Linked DNA regions of Homo sapiens: region 1 is linked to region 2. Evidence: read pairs that join two places in POLR2A ChIA-PET (ENCODE). Cell type or tissue: Panc1. All regions are shown on one strand. Each heading gives the region's core, and the rest is flanking DNA. Links, peaks and the distances in the headings are about the cores only.

Region 1 (8,333 bases), core at 63-8,062, 440 kb before region 2:
CTTTGGGGACAAACATTTAAGAGAATGGTGGAAAAAAGGAAAAGAAGGAAGAAGACAAACACACAGATAAATAGATATGCTGAGAATGTATCTGGCACACCCAGATATACCTAGTTCCAAGTATACTCACAGGGAAAGAGACAGACACACCCAGAGAAGTGTATGTTCACAGATGATCTGTGGGTTTTGTGGTTTCGTTCCCTGCCTCTGGAACAGGTGGCAGGTGCTGGTTCTGCTTCCCCATTGTGGTGGGCCAGAAGCTTTGAAGATAAATGACCATGACCCATCACCATTACTGACTGTGTGCCCCATGGCCCACGGTCTGTGGGAGGCTCCACATACCCAACCCCAGCCCAGGCATTCCTCCAGGTCCCTTCTGCCCTTTCTGCTTACAGTTATCAGCAGCCTAGAATCCATTCTAGAAGGCCTCTGTCATGCTGGAGCCCGCTTGGGTCAGGGAGGTGAACCCTGGAGTGGCCAACGTGGTCAGTGACACAGAGTCCGCTCCTGGAGGCACTTAAGAAAAGGACAAAGATTTTAGCAGAACTTCTCTTCCAGACCCTTGGTGAGGGTTAAATATTGATGCTGTCCTGAGATAATATGTGGAGCAGTGTCCCTAAGGACATTCCGGGCTATCCGGTTAGCCTCTGGGCTTGGGGCCAGGCAAACATGGGTTTAAGGCTCTTCATCTACCGTGTGGCTTTGGCAAATTGTTTAACCCTCTGAGTTTCAATTTCCTTTTCTATAAAATAGCAAACCTGGAAGGGGTGGCGTGAAAGGAAGTTTGCTGATGCATCTACCATATCCAGCATAGCCCCTTACCCACAAGATACTTACTCTTCTTTCCTTTCCTTGGCGTATTTGTTACTGGAAAGGGATCCTGATCCAGACCCCCAAAAAGGGTTCATGGACCTCATGGAAGAAAGAATTCTGGGCGAGTCCATAGAATAAAGTGAAAGCAAGTTTATTAAGAAAGTAAAGGAATAGACCAAGCATGGGATTACATGCCTGTAATCCCAGCACTTTGGGAGGCCAAGGCAGGCAGATCCCTTGAGGTCGGGAGTTGGATACTAGCCTGGCCAACATGGTGAAACCACGTCTCTACTAAAAATACGAAAAATTAGCCGGGCTTGGTGGTGCATGCCTACAGTCCCAGCTACTTGGGAGGCTGAGGCAGGAGAATCACTTGAACCTTGGAGGCAGAGATTGCAGTGAGCTAAGCTCAGACTACTGCACTCCAGCCAGGGCAACAAAATGAGACTTCATCTCAAAAAAATAAATAAATAAATAAATAAATAAAAATAAAAATAAAAATAAAAAACCCGGGCGCGATGGCTCACCCCTGTAATCCTAGCACTTTGGGAGGCCAAGGCGGGCGGATCACGAGGTCAGGAGATCAAGACCATTCTGGCTAACATGGTGAAACCCCGTCTCTTCTAAAAGTACAAAAATTAGCCGGCCGTGATGGCACACGCCTGTAGTCCCAGCTACTCAGGAGGCTGAGGCAGGAGAATCGCTTGAACCAGGGGGGCAGAGGTTGCAATGAGCAGAGATCCCGCCACTGCACTCCAGCTTGGGTGACAGCGAGACTCCGTCTCAAAAAAAAAAAAAGAAAAAGAAAAAGAAAGTAAAGGAATAAAAGAATGGCTACCCCATAGGCAGAGCAGTGACAGGGGCTGCTCAACTGAGTATACTCATAGTTATTTATTGATTACATGTTAAACAAGGGAGGAATTATTCATGGGTTTTCTGGGAAAGTGGCAGGCACTTCCCAGAACTAAGGGTTCCTCCCCCTTTTAGACCATATAGAGTAACTTCCTGACATTGCTATGGCATTTATTTGTAAACTGTCATGGCCCTGGTGGGAATGTCTTTTAGCATGCTAATGTATTATAATTAGCATATAATGAGCATTGAGGACAACCAGAGATCACTTCTGTTGCCCTCTTGGTTTCAGTGGGTTTTGGCTTTCTTCTTTACTGCATCGTGTTTTATCAGCAGCGTCTTTGTGACCTGTATCTTGTGATACCAGTCCTGTCAACATCCTATCCCATCTTGTGACTAAGAATGTCTGACCTCCTGGGAATGCAGCCCAGTAGGTCTCAGCCTTATTTTACCCAGTCCATAATCAAGATGGAGTCACTCTGGTGTTGTTTTTTTTGTTTTTGTTTTTGTATTTTTTTGAGACAGAGTCTCGCTCTTGTCGCCCAGGCTGGAGTGCAGTGGCACAATCTTGGCTCACTACAACCTCTGCCTCCTGGGCTCAAGTGATTCTCCTGCCTCAGCCTCCTGAGTAGCTGGGATTACAAGCATCTACCACAACGCCCAGCTAATTTTTGTATTTTTAGTAGAGATGGGGTTTCACCATGTTGACCAGGCTAGTTTCAAACTCCTGACCTCAAGTGATCCACCTGCCTCGGCCTCCCAAAGTGCTGTGATTACAAGCGTGAGCCACTGTGCCCAGCCTGAGTCACTCTGGTTCTAATACCTGACATATTTCTCCCCTCCCCTTTATAAGTGGACCCTTAATTCTAAGGGTTGTAGAGGGACAAAAATCCATCTTTTGCAGCTTCTTCAGGCTGAATAAGGGTGACGATATTCCTGCCTTTCTATTAGGATCTTTTGTATCCAGGGTAGAGAGGAGCTCAGTCAGAAAGCACTGGTATGCTGAGGGCCATTCATAACTCTGAGTTCCGACAAAAGGTGAAATCTAGAAGATTAATAAGTATTCAATTTAAGAAAATGTTGACTAAGCTTATCCTGCATTCCTACACAAGGAGTACAACAGCAATATATTCCACAATAGTAAAGCAAAATAAGTAAAACTATCCCAAGTAAACTAAATAAGAAGGCTTTCCATGAACTGGGCAACTGTTGGAACCAAGCTGATATGGAGTTGCTAGCTAATTCTAATCAGAATTAGATTCATGCCAGAATTAGATCCAAAGATTGACATTACCCATCCCTCTTATTTCTTTTTTTTTTTTTTTTTTTTTTGAGATGGACTCTCACTCTGTCACCCAGGCTGGAGTACAATGGCACAATCTCGGCTCACTGCAACCTCCGCTTCCCAGGTTCAAGTGATTCTCCTGCCTCAGCCTCCTGAGTAGCTGGGACTACAGGTGCGGGCCACCACACCTGGCTAATTTTTGTGTTTTTCGTAGAGACGGGGTTTCACTATGTTGGCCAGGCTAGTCTCGAACTCCTAAACTCGTGGTCCGCCCGCCTCGGCCTCCCAAAGTGCTGGGATTACAGGCGTGAGCCACTGCACCCAGACCCCTCTTGTTTCTTCTGAGCTGCAGTCAGAGATCACTGGTTGGTTCACAGGAATAAGCAGGGTCAGTCTAAATTGCAGAAAACACTCAAAAACAACTGATGAGATGAGAATTTAATAACAGGTGTACTGGCCAGGTGTAGTGGCTCATGCCTGTAATCCCAGAACTTTGGGAGGATGAGGCAGGTGGATCACAAGGTCAAGAGATAGAGACCATCCTGGCCAACATGGTGAAACCCCATCTCTACTAAAAATACAAAAATTAGCTGGGCGTGGTGGCACGCACCTGTAGTCCCAGCTACTCTGGAGGCTGAGGCAGGAGAATTGCTTGAACTCGGGAGGCGGAGGTTGCAGTGAGCTGAGACTGCACCACTTTACTCCAGCCTGGCGACAGAGCAAAACTCCATCTCAAAAATAAATAAATAAAAATAACAGGTGTACCACAGTTGTGGAAACATATTTTTTTCTTTCTCTAGTCTCCTATTTTTATTAAAAACAAATCATAATGGGACCAATTTCCTTGTATATACTTGGCCTGATTATTTGCATAAAGCACAGCCAGAATAATTATTTGCCACATAGGCTCTTTTTTTTTTTTTTTTTTTTTTTTTTTTTTTTTTTGAGGCAGAGTCTTGCTCCGTCCCTCAGGCTGGAGTGCAGTGGCACGATCTCAGCTCACTGCAAGCTCCGCCTCCCAGGTTCATGCCATTCTCCTGCCTCAGCTTCCCAAGTAGCTGGGACTACAGGCACCCACTACCACGCCCGGCTAGTTTTTTTTGTATTTTTAGTAGAGACGGGGTTTCACCGTGTTAGCCAGGATGGTCTCAATCTCCTGACCTCGTGATCCACCCATCTCGGCCTCCCAAAGTGCTGGGATTACAGGCGTGAGCCACCACGCCCGGCCCACATAGGCTCTTTTTTTTAAATTGGCTTTGATGGAACTTTGTTCCATAAGGAATCTCAGTTTTTAAAGCCTTGAGCCCAGCCATGGGTTTGTACCATGAAATAGCTCCATGAGTTGGATAAATTTCATACCTCTTGAGGTCCCAAGATAACTTAGAGCTACTTGGCCAGTCAGAAAGTGACATTCTTTACTTGCCACAAGTCAGGAACCCTGTACAGGGACTGTGTATACAAGGTATGAGGCCAGTTTTCCCAAGGGGCTTTTATTGGCTCTGTAAGTCAATTTTGATTCCTGAAAGGAGTCTGCTTGTATCAGAAAGCATGCCATTCCAGTCAAAGCCTTGGTAAAATAACCAGTGTCTCCAATTGTGTCCTGTTATAAAAGAAAGCAGATTCCTATTGCACTTATGCAAGTAACTATATTGCCATAAGTTAAGAATTATCACAAAGTTTTCAAATTCTGGAGCAATCAAGTAGAGAGAAAGATGTATGCTCCAAATTTTCCTCATAAGAGTATATTTTTGTTAAAAGCTACAAATAGCTCAAAAGAAAAGTTTTCTTGACTCTGAAAAAACAGAAAGGATCAGAAATGTTTTAAGCAAAAAGTCATAAAAAGATTCTTTTGTTCTTGTATTAGTTCAGTCTATGCAACTAACCCCTGCTTTGCTCAATATTTATGTACACATTAGTTTTTCAAGAGAGTCTTGGAAGTTTCTTCCTCTCTATTTTAATGGTCCATTTTCCACAGTTATCAGAGACCTGCATTCAAGAGCATCTGTCATAGTCCTACAGCTGATTATATAATGCCTTTTAGGCCGGGTGTGGTGGCTTACACCTGTAATGCCGGCACTTTGGGAGGCCAAGGCAGGTGGATCACTTGAGGTCAGGGGTTCAAGACCACCCTGGCCAACAAGATGCAACCCCTTCTCTACTAAAAATCCAAAAATTAGCCGGGTATGGTGGCATGTGCCTGTAGTCCCAGCTACTCAGGAGGCCGAGGCAGGAGAATCGCTTGAACCCAGGAGGCAGAGGTTGCAGTGAGCTGAGATCACACCACTGCACTCCAGCCTGGGTAACAGAGTGAGACCCTGTCTCAAAAAATAATAATAATAATAATAAATAAACCACCTTTTAAAGAGAATCAAAACAAGACAATTATCTGTGGACAACAAAAAGTCTTAGGGGAGCCATAGTCAAAGACACAACTGACAAGCAAATTTGCTTATCTTTGTGGCACACCTTAATTTAACATAACAATCATAATTGTTGCTGATAACATACACTAAGTCATATCAGAATTATAAGAGTTTATCATAATTTTGGAATGCACACCAATAACATTTATACAAATACAGTCTAAAAAAAGCAAAACACCATTTCATATTTGACAGTGCTTCCTGTATGATTTTAATATACCAAATAAGCCAAATATGTCATTTTTGGACTTTAGGGGACCTAATATCTAATGGATTAATTAGGTCAGAAAAAGATATAATTAATCATTTGATTTTGGAAACTTTGCCAAATATCAAAGGTTTGAAAGTCAAATATCAAAGGTTTGAAACACTTGATGCTATAAAATCAAATCCTAGGTCTCCATTAAGTCATTTATTTAGCCAAAACGATAACTCAAAAAGGCAAAAAGCTTTACTCATTGATAGAGGGAAGACTTAGCTTTCCAGACAATCTGTCTCTTTTCTTTCCCGTATTTTTCCTGTAGTTTATTCAAAAAGCAAATTAAAATATTTCATTATCTTTTACTGTTACATGAAAATCTTGTTCAAGAGATAGCCAAATCTCACCTTTGCATTAGCATACCATTAATGTCAAACCCAATTCTTTTTTTTTTCTTTCTTTCTTTCTTTTTTTTTTTTTTTTTTTTGAGACAGTCTCACCCTGTCACCCAGGCTGGAGTGCAATGGCATGATCTCAGCTCACCGCAACCTCCAACTCCTAGGTTCAAGCAATTCTCCTGCCTCAGCCTCCTGAGTAGCTGGGATTACAGGCAGGCACCACCCAACCCAGCTAATTTTTTGTATCTTTAGTAGAGAAGGGGTTTCATCATGTTGGCCAGGATGGTCTCAAACTCCTGACCTCATGATCCACCTGCCTCCACCTCCCAAAGTGCTGAGATTACAGGTGTGAGCCACCGTGCCTGGCCCCCCCTTTTTTTTTTAATTGAGACAGAGTCTCGCTCTGTCACTCAGGCTGGAGTGCAGTGGCGCAATCTCGGCTCACTGAAAACTCCGTCTCCTGGGTTCAAGCAATTCTCGTACCTCGGCCTCCCGAGCAGCTGGAATTATAGGCGTGTGCCACCACACTGAGCTAATTTTTGTATTTTAGTAGAGACAGGGGTTTCACCATGTTGGCCAGGCTGGTCTCGAACTCCTGACTTCAGGAGATCCACCCACCTCAGCCTCCCAAAGTGCTGGGATTATAGGCATGAGCCACCATGCCGGGCCCAAGCACAGACAATAAACCTTATAGACAAATAATATCCAATCTTAATCAGTTTGACCATAAGGTAAGATTCTCATAAATCTTTTTGATAACTCTTAATTTTCTATTAAAGAGCAGATCAATGCTCTAAGAAAACCCTGTTGTGCTTTTTTTTTTCTTTTGAGACGGAGTTTAACTCTTGTTGCCCAGGCTGGAGTGGAATGGTGTGATCTCGGCTCACTGCAACCTCCGCCTCCTGGGTTCAAGCGATTCTCCTGTCTCAGCCTCCCAAGTAGCTGAGATTACAGGCACATGCCACCACGCCCAGCTAATTTTTGTATTTTTAGTAAAGATGGAATTTCATCATATTTGTCAGGCTGGTCTCGAACTCCTGACCTCAGGTGATCCGCCCGCCTCGACCTCCCAAAGTGCTGGGATTACAGGTGTGAACCACCACGCTCAGCCCTGTTGTGCTTTTAGTCCAATGTTCGATTTATGTAAAAATTGAATAATATCCCTTTAACTTTAGCCAATATGTTCACATACAGAATTTTTTACAAGGTTAATCTTTCACAAACCTTCCACAATTTGCTTAAACAGTCAGCTTTATCCTATCTAACTTAAAACAATCCTTTAACTCTCTAAACTAGGCAAAAAAAAAAAATCCACATTACCATGCCTTCTTATAATCTTTTACCAAAAGCACATTCTACTTTCCGTACACACCTTGCATGTAAAACTGTTTTTCCAGTAGTTTCAAGTACATGTTACACTGTGAACTCTTAGAAACTTTTACGTTTGGTGAAAACCCTGGTGATTTTAATTATGTACCAAGTGGGGAGCCTAGAACACTAGACAGAGATGCAGATAAGGTCTGACTCTTTCTGGTGTATGCTAGGGGACGAGGCTAACTCCACATATCCCCAGGCCTTATCTAGAATCTAACGGCTCCAAAGTAGGTAAGTTGAACAATTTTCAAATGGCAAAGAAGCAGCTTATAACCTTAAAGAATTTAGCAAGCCTAATATCTGGTCTGCCTAATTTAGACCAAATGTCTGAATTATGAAGACATTTTTAAGCAATAATCTTTACAATTGTCTTTATTTCCCAAAGATGACTAAAGTCACATAAACTAAGACATTACAGTTTTTACTTTTCTGACAAAATATTTGATTTAAATGCTATTTTTAAGCCAAATCAGCGCTCTTTTATATAAACATCACACACACAACGTATGTAATACATAGACGGACAGAAGATTCAGTAGTTGTAAGAGTTTTTCATTTGTCAGTTTTTGTTTCTTAATTAGATTGCTGGCTTCAGGGTGAGGCCCGTGGAGGAACAGGGCCAGGAAAACATGCAGTTTCTAGGGCGTAATAAGCAAACACAGCTGGAAGGTAAAACAGATCTCAAAAATCAAGGATCTATAGTGGATCCTGGATCTCCAAAAGAAAGAAACACTACAAAATAAGACAATGCAATGATTTTACAGTGCCTTTTATTTCAAGGCAACCCAAAGCCAATCAGCCCATTCTGTAATCAGCCCATCCCCCGTGAGAGTCTTATTTCTCAGTCCAGGAGTGGGGACGTTTCCATACCGTCCTGGTAGCCACGAGCACACTTCTCTAATCCAAACATGCAAATAGCTAAGTATTCCCCCATAACTGCCATTAGCCATCCCTAAAAGTATATTTCCCGCCTAGTTATTACACACCAA
Region 2 (8,333 bases), core at 83-8,082:
CTGTAGTCCCAGCTACTCGGGGGGCTGAGGTGGGAGGTTCACCTGATGCCGGAGAGGTTGAGGTTTCAGTGAGCTGAGATTGTATCACTGCACTGCAGCCTGGGTGACAGAGCCAGACTTTGTCTTAAAAAGAAAGAAAGAAAGAAAGAAAGAAAGAGAGAGAGAGAGAGACAGAGAGAGAGAGAGGGGGGGAGAGAGAAAGAGAGAGAGAAAGAAAGAAAGAAAGAAAGAAAGAAAGAAAGAAAGGAAGGAAGGAAGGAAGGAAGGAAGGAAGGAAATAAATAAATAAATAAATAAATAAATAAATAAAGAAAGAAAGAAAGAAAGAAAGAAAGAATTTGTTGCCTTCCTGATAAAAATTCCAGTGGGAAATTTTGATTCACATTGCATTTAATTTATAAATAAATTTGGGAGAATTGGTATCTTTGCTAAGCTAAAATATAATCTCTGTGGACATGACGTACATTGCCACTGTTTATCCTTTAACAGACTAAATTTTCTCTGTAAGAGGTTATTTCCTAGATAGTTAATATTTTTGGTACTACTTTGTGCTGTATTTTATAACTATTAAGGAATGTTGCAGAGAAATGCTATCAATTGTTAAAATTTTGCCATGAATACAGCAGCCTCACTGAATTCTCTTAGTAGTTCTAATAGCTTGCCATTTGATTCTAACAGGTTTTCTATGTAAAAGATGGTGTCATCTTCAAACAATGATAGTTTCATTTCTTCTCTTTCACCTCTTACCTTCCTTGTGTTTCTTTAGCATTGGGCAGGTCCTTCAGGGATATGTGAAACAGTGGCAGTAACAACCAGACATCCTGGCCTCTTTGTTTTTTTTTCCATGATGAAGTCTCACTCCGTTGCCCAGGCTGGAGTGCAGTGGCACGATCTCGGCTCACTGCAGCCTCCACCTCCCGGCTTCAAGTGATTCTCCTGCCTCAACCCCCCAAGTACTTGGGATTACAGGTACCTGCCACTACACCCGACTAATTTTTGTACTTTTAGTAGAGACAGGGTTTCACCATGTTGGCCAGGCTGGTTGAGAATTCCTGACCTCCAGTGATCCACCTGCCTCGTCCTCTCTAAGTTCTTGGATTACAAGTGTGAGCCACCACGCCTGCCATTGTGGCCTCTTTATTGGTCTTCTTGAGAATGCACCTGAAGTGTCTTAATTACACATAATGTTTGCTGTAGAGCAATGATTCTCAAACCTTTTGGTCTCAGGATCCCATTACACTATTAAAAATTATTGAATACCCCAAAGAACTTTTATTTATGGGGACTCTATTCATCAGTATTTACCATAATAGAAAGAAAAAATTTAAACATTTATCAATTCTTCAAAAAATTATCCATCTTCTATATGTTAACATAAATAATATATTTTTATGAAAAATAACCATCTTCCAAAAGAAAAAAAGTAAGAAGAGTACTATGGTTTTACCCTTTTGAAAATTTTTCATGTCTGATTTTTTTTTCATAGCTGGATTTTCCTATCTGATTCATCATCCAACCTGTTTTAATATGTTATTTAGGTTGGAGTATATGAAGAAAATTCAGCCTCACACAGATATATAGTTGAAATGGGGGAGTGTATTTTAATGGTATTTTTAGATAATTGTGGCTATTCTATATTATACCAAACTCAACAAGTGGTAGCTTCTGAAAAGTCAGTTACCATGTGGAAATCCACACTCATATCAACTAACTTGTCATATTGTGTGTACTCATGAGAAAATGAGACTGAAACATGAAAATAGTGTGTTAGCACTATTCTAAAAATAATTTTGAGATCAAAGCCTCCCTAAGGAGGGATTCTTAGGGTTCCCTGGAAAACAGTTTGAGAACTGTTGCTATAACATATTGGTATTTATCCTTTCTCAAGTCAGAAATGGTCTCTTTATTTTGTTATACATTTTCCTTATCATCAGTAGATGTTGACAATTATGAAATTCATTTTCTGCATCTAGTAAAATAAATGTACAATCCTTTTCTTTGATTACTGGTATAGTGAATTACAAAGATAGATTTTTCTGATATGAAACTCTTCTTGACTCCCTGGAATAAGCCCTGGTTAATCACGATGTGCTATTATTTTCACCTGATCTGTGCTGTACCATGTACAGCATGATGTACTATTACTGCTACCCAGTTGGAAACATTCAGCCTCTCTCTGTGAGCTCTTTTTCCCTGGGGATGTCAACTACCCTGCCTAAAATATGTGTGACTGTGTGTGTGGACCCATTCCAGCAGGTACCACTCTCAGTGGTTTTAAGGTGGCAAGATGTAGTGGGGGAGGTGGAGGTGTCAATGCATAGGTCTCAGAACAGAGTCTATAATATCATTGTTCACATTGGAGCCACGCATTTGCTGCTTATGGAGTATTTGGCCATCCTTTACTTCCTGGCCCTACCCATTTCTCAGAGATTAAAAAAAATTTTTTAAGATAATCTTGCTGTGTTGCCCAGGCTGGCCTCAAATTTCTGGGTTCAAGCAGGCCTCCTGCCTTGGCCTCCCAAGTAGCTGGGACTATAGGCACATGCCACCATGCCTGGCCCATTTCTAAATTGCTTGTTTGTTTGTTATTACAAATGCCTAGCCCTCAGGGTATGAACATGGACTGGAGAAGAAGAAACCAGAGTTGCTGCTATGTCCACCAGCCTCTCTGCATGTCCTGGCCTCAGCCCCCCTGGGCTCTGGTACTGACCCATCTCTGGCCACCATGCTCCTCCATAAGCCTCTGCAGAGCTAATCTGACCCTGTTGATGTTCTCATGAGAGAGTGATCTGCATGCCCCCTGCACCCCTCCGTGATAATACAGCAGACCAAGAGCTCTCCCACCCTTCCCTGCCTGGATGCTGGGCACGTCCCCAGCTGGGCTGCCTATTTAACGCACCACACTCTCATTCTCCCAAGGTGGGGCTCCAGGACTAGGCTGGGGCAGCAGAAAGTCCCCCTCTCTACATTGTCCTTGGCTCAGGAGCCAACTTAGAAAAAGCATTTCCAAATTGGCTAAGCCAGCGGAGCAGAGATTTTCTGTGCTGAGAAATATCAGGACATCCAGAGGGGTGGAAGGAGGCTTCCAGGGCACACATGAGATGTGGCAGGGGTAGGCTGTCCGTTTTAAAGCTTAAAGCTTTAGACATGAACTCACAGGGATTTCAGTCAGGGTCATCTGCCATGTGGCCCAGCAGGGCCCATCCTGAGGAAATGACCGGTATAGTCAGGAGCTGGCTGAAGAGCTGCCCTCACTCCACACCTTCCAGCAGCCCAGGTGCCGCCATCACGGGGCTCCCACTGGCATCTCTGCAGCTGCACTTCCCCCAATGCTGAGGAGCAGAGCTGATCTAGCACCCTGTCCATTGCCAAGGCACAGCAAACCTCTCTTGTTCCCATAGGTTACACAACTGGGATAAATGACCCGGGATGAAGAAACCACCGGCATCCAGGAACTTGTCTTAGACCAGTTTGTAGGGGAAATGACCTGCAGGGACTTTCCCCAGGGACCACATCCAGCTTTTCTTCCCTCCCAAGAGACCAGCAAGGCTCACTATAAATAGCAGCCACCTCTCCCTGGCAGACAGGGACCCGCAGCTCAGCTACAGCACAGATCAGGTGAGGAGCACACCAAGGAGTGATTTTTAAAACTTACTCTGTTTTCTCTTTCCCAACAAGATTATCATTTCCTTTAAAAAAAATAGTTATCCTGGGGCATACAGCCATACCATTCTGAAGGTGTCTTATCTCCTCTGATCTAGAGAGGTAAGCAGGGTCGGGCCTGGTAGTACTTGGATGGGAGAACACCTGGGAATACCAGGTGCTAAAGGCTTTAAGAATAAAAAATAATGATCCTGCTTTGTGTTTATCCCATGTTGAGTTCTGTGCGGGGCAGAGGGAACACACGGTAAATGCGTTATGGGGAATTATAGGCTACTTGAGGGAGTGACAGTCTGGTGGTAACTCCTGCCTTCCTCCATCAGTGCCACATTGGCATCCTCTTATGCAGTCAGGCTTCAGGGCTGATGGGTTCAGAACCGAGGGCTTCTGGCTCTGAGTGAGGTCCTGCTGCAAGGTTTCCTAGATGAGCCACTGAGACTCTAATAAGATCCAGTGGAAATAACCAGGCTCTCGTCGGAATATAAGTCCCAAGGGAAGCTGTGCCAGTCTTGTGGGCGACTGCCTGACTTCTCCTTTCATTTCAGCACCATGAAGCTTCTCACGGGCCTGGTTTTCTGCTCCTTGGTCCTGAGTGTCAGCAGCCGAAGCTTCTTTTCGTTCCTTGGCGAGGCTTTTGATGGTAAGGCTTCAGAAGGTTTGCAGGATTTCTGAAGAGAAACATCGCCCTGGACCTGATAAACTGGGGAAAATGATGCTTTCGGAAGGCTGCTTTTGAACCACAGAGTTGCTAGTGTCTGCGTTGCTGAGGCCTGCCAGGAACTAGGGTTTGCTGGGTTGCCTGTCTCGAGTCTTTCAGAGCTGCTGGGAATATCCCCTTTCCCCGTAGTGCAGCTTCTCAGGATGTGTTAAGTGGATGGATCACATTTCAGAAGCCGCTGCAAGGTGTATCAAAAACACATCTCCTGAGCCGTAAGGGACGGGGCATCCAGTAACAACGCACACGGGGTATTTTTGGGCTTCCTTAAGATTTGAGCCGCTGCCTTAGGTTGTGCTGCCCAATGTGCCTGGGGAGCTGCTAAACAGATTAGAGAGTCGAGGATTGTTGTCAGTTACTCAGAGAAAGAACAATCATCCTTTCCAGGAGCACCTGAGCTGTTTGTTTTGAGTAGAAGATGCAAAATAAGGCCTGCAATTGGTATAAAATGTCCCTCAGCATAAATCGCATAGGAGTATGACTAAGGCTGTTGACTCTTCTGTCTTCTTTCTCCTTCCTCCTTCGATTTCCTAGTTGGATAATGTACAGGGCTCTTTAGCCTCGCTCTGTCAGGGGCTCCCTTCCTGGTTTGTTCTGTTTCCATTCTTCCTTCTCCAGCCTTCTTGACAAGAGCTGGGAACTAACGTGCCTCAAGCCCCCACAAGGACCACAGCATTTTCTCATCTAGTTTCAGAATGACTCTGTGAGGCAGGCATCCCTTCTGTGAAGGTGAGAAAGCTGAGACTTAGAGCAGCTGAGGCCAATGCCCAGGGACTTACTGCCAGTCAGCAGGTGGCAGGGCAGAGGTTTGAGCCCGGCTGTGCTTGAGGTCAGGGCTCTTGCCAGGTAGACGCATCACTGACCACCTCCCAGAGGTTGATGGTTATGAATCTCAGACACACCTTGGCATCACCTGAACTACCCATGCCTTCAACTCCCCAGCAGAGTCTGCAGAAACTGGCCTGGGGTGTGGCCTGGGCACTGGGACTTTCAGTTTCTCTCTGGGTGATTAGAAAGTGCAGCCAAGGCTCACGCCTGTAATTCCAGCACTTTGGGAGGCCAAGGTGGATGAATCACTTGAGGTCATGAGTTCCGGAGCAGCCTGGCCAACATGGTGAAACCCTGTGTCTACTAAAAATATGAAAATGTAGCCAGGCGTGGTGGCAGGCACCTGTAATCCCAGCTACTCAGGAGGCTGAAGCAGGAAAATCACTTGAACCCGGGAAGCGGAAGTTGTAGTGAGTTACATTGCTCCAGTGTGCTCCAGCCTGGGTGACAGAGTGAGACTCCGTCTAAAAAAATAAAAAAGAAAAAGAAAGTGCAACCACGGCGGAGAACCGCTGCTCTATTGCTTCCTCAAGCAACCCACAGTATCAGTACAGCCTACTGAGAAAGTGTTTAGGGACTTTTATGCTCCTAACAGTCACTGGAACTCAGGTCACAATGACATGTATTCCATTTGCAAGAATATATACTTTAGTAGTCAGGGCAGAAGTACTCTGTGTCTGCCACCTTTCTCAGCATCAGTATTCCATGTCACCACCTCATTCATATACACTCCTGGATCTTATCATAGGCAGCTTCATTCTATAGCAGTGGCTCTTCACCAGGGCACTTGAAGAAGCCAACTAGGATAAAGGAATGTGCTTCTCAACCCATGGTATCCAAGGCTGCTATGATCACAGGCTGAAAGCTTGAAGTCAGTGGAAGATTTGTCCTTCTTTCATTCCCCTCTAAGGTGTTGTTGGAGTCTTTATGTTCTCCTGATGTCCCTTCTGCCTTTCCTTTCCTTTCCAGGGGCTCGGGACATGTGGAGAGCCTACTCTGACATGAGAGAAGCCAATTACATCGGCTCAGACAAATACTTCCATGCTCGGGGGAACTATGATGCTGCCAAAAGGGGACCTGGGGGTGCCTGGGCTGCAGAAGTGATCAGGTAACTGGAGCTCCTGGGACGTTAGGGCTGGGTGAGCAGAGCTTGCCTGCCTTGGACAGTCAGGAGGGAGACGAGCTCCTTGTGGAGAAGTTAGAGGCTGTGGTCCCTCCTCTTCTTGCCCTCTCTCTGCCTCTGTGCTCAGTGTGAGGGTCTGAGTGGATGGTAGGAGTGAGTGATTCCTCCCCCTCCCCCTCTGGGTGCTGTTCATCCAGCCTAGGGGTGCCCAGCCTGTCTGAATGGGGCAGTGCCCAGGCAGGGTCAGTGTTTTCACTCCTCCTTCCTTGGCCTTTCTGGGCTCCTCTCTGAGCCCTCCCTTGGAACGGGGAGAATGGGAGGGTGAGCTGTTGCTCACTGGCCTGATGATTAATCTCCTTCTTGCCTGCCTGGACTACAGCAATGCCAGAGAGAATATCCAGAGACTCACAGGCCGTGGTGCGGAGGACTCGCTGGCCGATCAGGCTGCCAATAAATGGGGCAGGAGTGGCAGAGACCCCAATCACTTCCGACCTGCTGGCCTGCCTGAGAAATACTGAGCTTCCTCTTCACTCTGCTCTCAGGAGACCTGGCTATGAGGCCCTCGGGGCAGGGATACAAAGTTAGTGAGGTCTATGTCCAGAGAAGCTGAGATATGGCATATAATAGGCATCTAATAAATGCTTAAGAGGTGGAATTTGTTGAAACAGTGTGTTCTTCTTTTGGTGCTGACTGCCTGTTTGGTACAAAAGGGAAATCAATGCACACCCACATGAAGGGTGAGCCTAGGTAGGCCTATGTGTTTGGATGTGAGGAGACATTCTTAGTAGTCACAGTGCAGACACCTGCATCAACCCTTCCACAAATTAGACCTCCTTTTTTCCAGACCTTTGTGGTTACATTGTTGCTATTTCCAGTCCCTTCCTTGCCCAGGCTTCTCATCTCCTGTGAATTATTTCCTGTTACCTTCTCTGTCCCTCAGTTCTTCATTCCTCAGTGATCTCTGTTTCTGGAGGCAGGGGCTACAGACAATTGAATTGTGAAGTCCTGCCTCAGCGACTGCCACCCGAGTCTTCCTTTCATTTCTCAGCAACACCTACAAATCCAGGCATTAATGAATTTCTACCCACTCCATCTAAAAAATACCTCCAATGCAGTTCTCTTCCACTCTATTTTCATTGCCTTCTTTCAAGTCTAAATATGTAATGCGACTCCTTTTATGAATGTTTTCTGAGTTTCTGGAGCTTAACTAGATCAAAGTTGTGGAAGTGGTGGCAGTGGAGAGAGAGCCAGATAGAGAAGAACTGTTTTATCAGTCAGGGTCCCTTTGGGAGACAGAAACCAGGCAGTAATTTGAAAAGGGAAATTTTAATATAAAGAATTATTAACTGAGAGCAGCATTAACTTCTAAGAGTACAGAATATGAGAAGGTATAAATTTGAGATTGGGCCCCTCACAAGACTGACATTGGATGGCAAATAGTTTACTGGGTCCTTCAAGCCAAAACTGACATATAAGAACTCCATTGAGGTATTAATGAAACTTGGCAGGAAGCTACCCAGGGTGTAACTTAACTCTGGGAATGCAGCTAGGGTTCCTGTGACAAATTTGGGAAACTGCTTGGGGGCAGGAGATAGGTTATCAAAACCCCTGGGAAGCCAGCTGTGGAAGTGGCAGTGCTCTGGAGTGAACTGTATCTTGCCAAAATGTATATGTTGAAACCCCAACTCACAGCATGGCTGTACTATTTTGTTACAGCAGCCCAAGCTGATTAAAATAAGTGGGCTGCTGGTAAACATCATGGACATCCTACTGAGGTGCCACAGAAATTGTCAGGAAACTGTCTTGGCCTTGGGATGCCACTCAGATCTCTGGGGCAAGTGCCACTGGTTGTCCTGTACAGGAGAAGAGTACTGCAGGAGCTGAAAGGAAGCAAAGCACAAAAGAACAGGAAAAGATGTCTTCATCTCCTGCTTGGCCCTCTAGCGCCCTCTATGGGTGAAGATTAACATCATGCCCAACTGGCAAAGGAGAAATGTTCACAGGGTC

The links. Peaks named below come from ENCODE experiments on the same cell type or tissue, not always from the same donor. Only the 100,000 strongest peaks of a DNase experiment are listed, where the experiment ranks them.
Region 1: POLR2A ChIA-PET joins it to region 2 with 11 read pairs; 2 of 35 experiments call an interaction of 5 or more read pairs at or near these places.

The regions. Positions count from the first base shown.
Region 1 is chr11:18,685,438-18,693,770 of GRCh38, reverse strand. No RefSeq gene overlaps it. Among named protein-coding and RNA genes, the nearest start is that of TMEM86A, 9.2 kb to the left of the region's middle. In Panc1, for the core only: no CTCF peak of the experiment used is centred there; no DNase peak of the experiment used is centred there; H3K27me3 peaks cover 264 bases.
Region 2 is chr11:18,243,888-18,252,220 of GRCh38, reverse strand. SAA2-SAA4 (SAA2-SAA4 readthrough) reads left to right here and starts at 3,553. Exons shown (of 6, transcript NM_001199744.2): 1 at 3,553-3,618; 2 at 4,206-4,300; 3 at 6,173-6,311. The coding sequence starts at 4,210. It overlaps SAA2 (serum amyloid A2), which reads left to right and starts at 3,553. Exons shown (of 4, transcript NM_030754.5): 1 at 3,553-3,618; 2 at 4,206-4,300; 3 at 6,173-6,311; 4 at 6,706-6,981. The coding sequence starts at 4,210. The coding sequence ends at 6,844. It also overlaps the pseudogene RNA5SP333. RefSeq lists enhancers at 7,965-8,014, 8,145-8,333 and a silencer at 8,125-8,333. In Panc1, for the core only: a CTCF peak has its summit at 8,044; no DNase peak of the experiment used is centred there.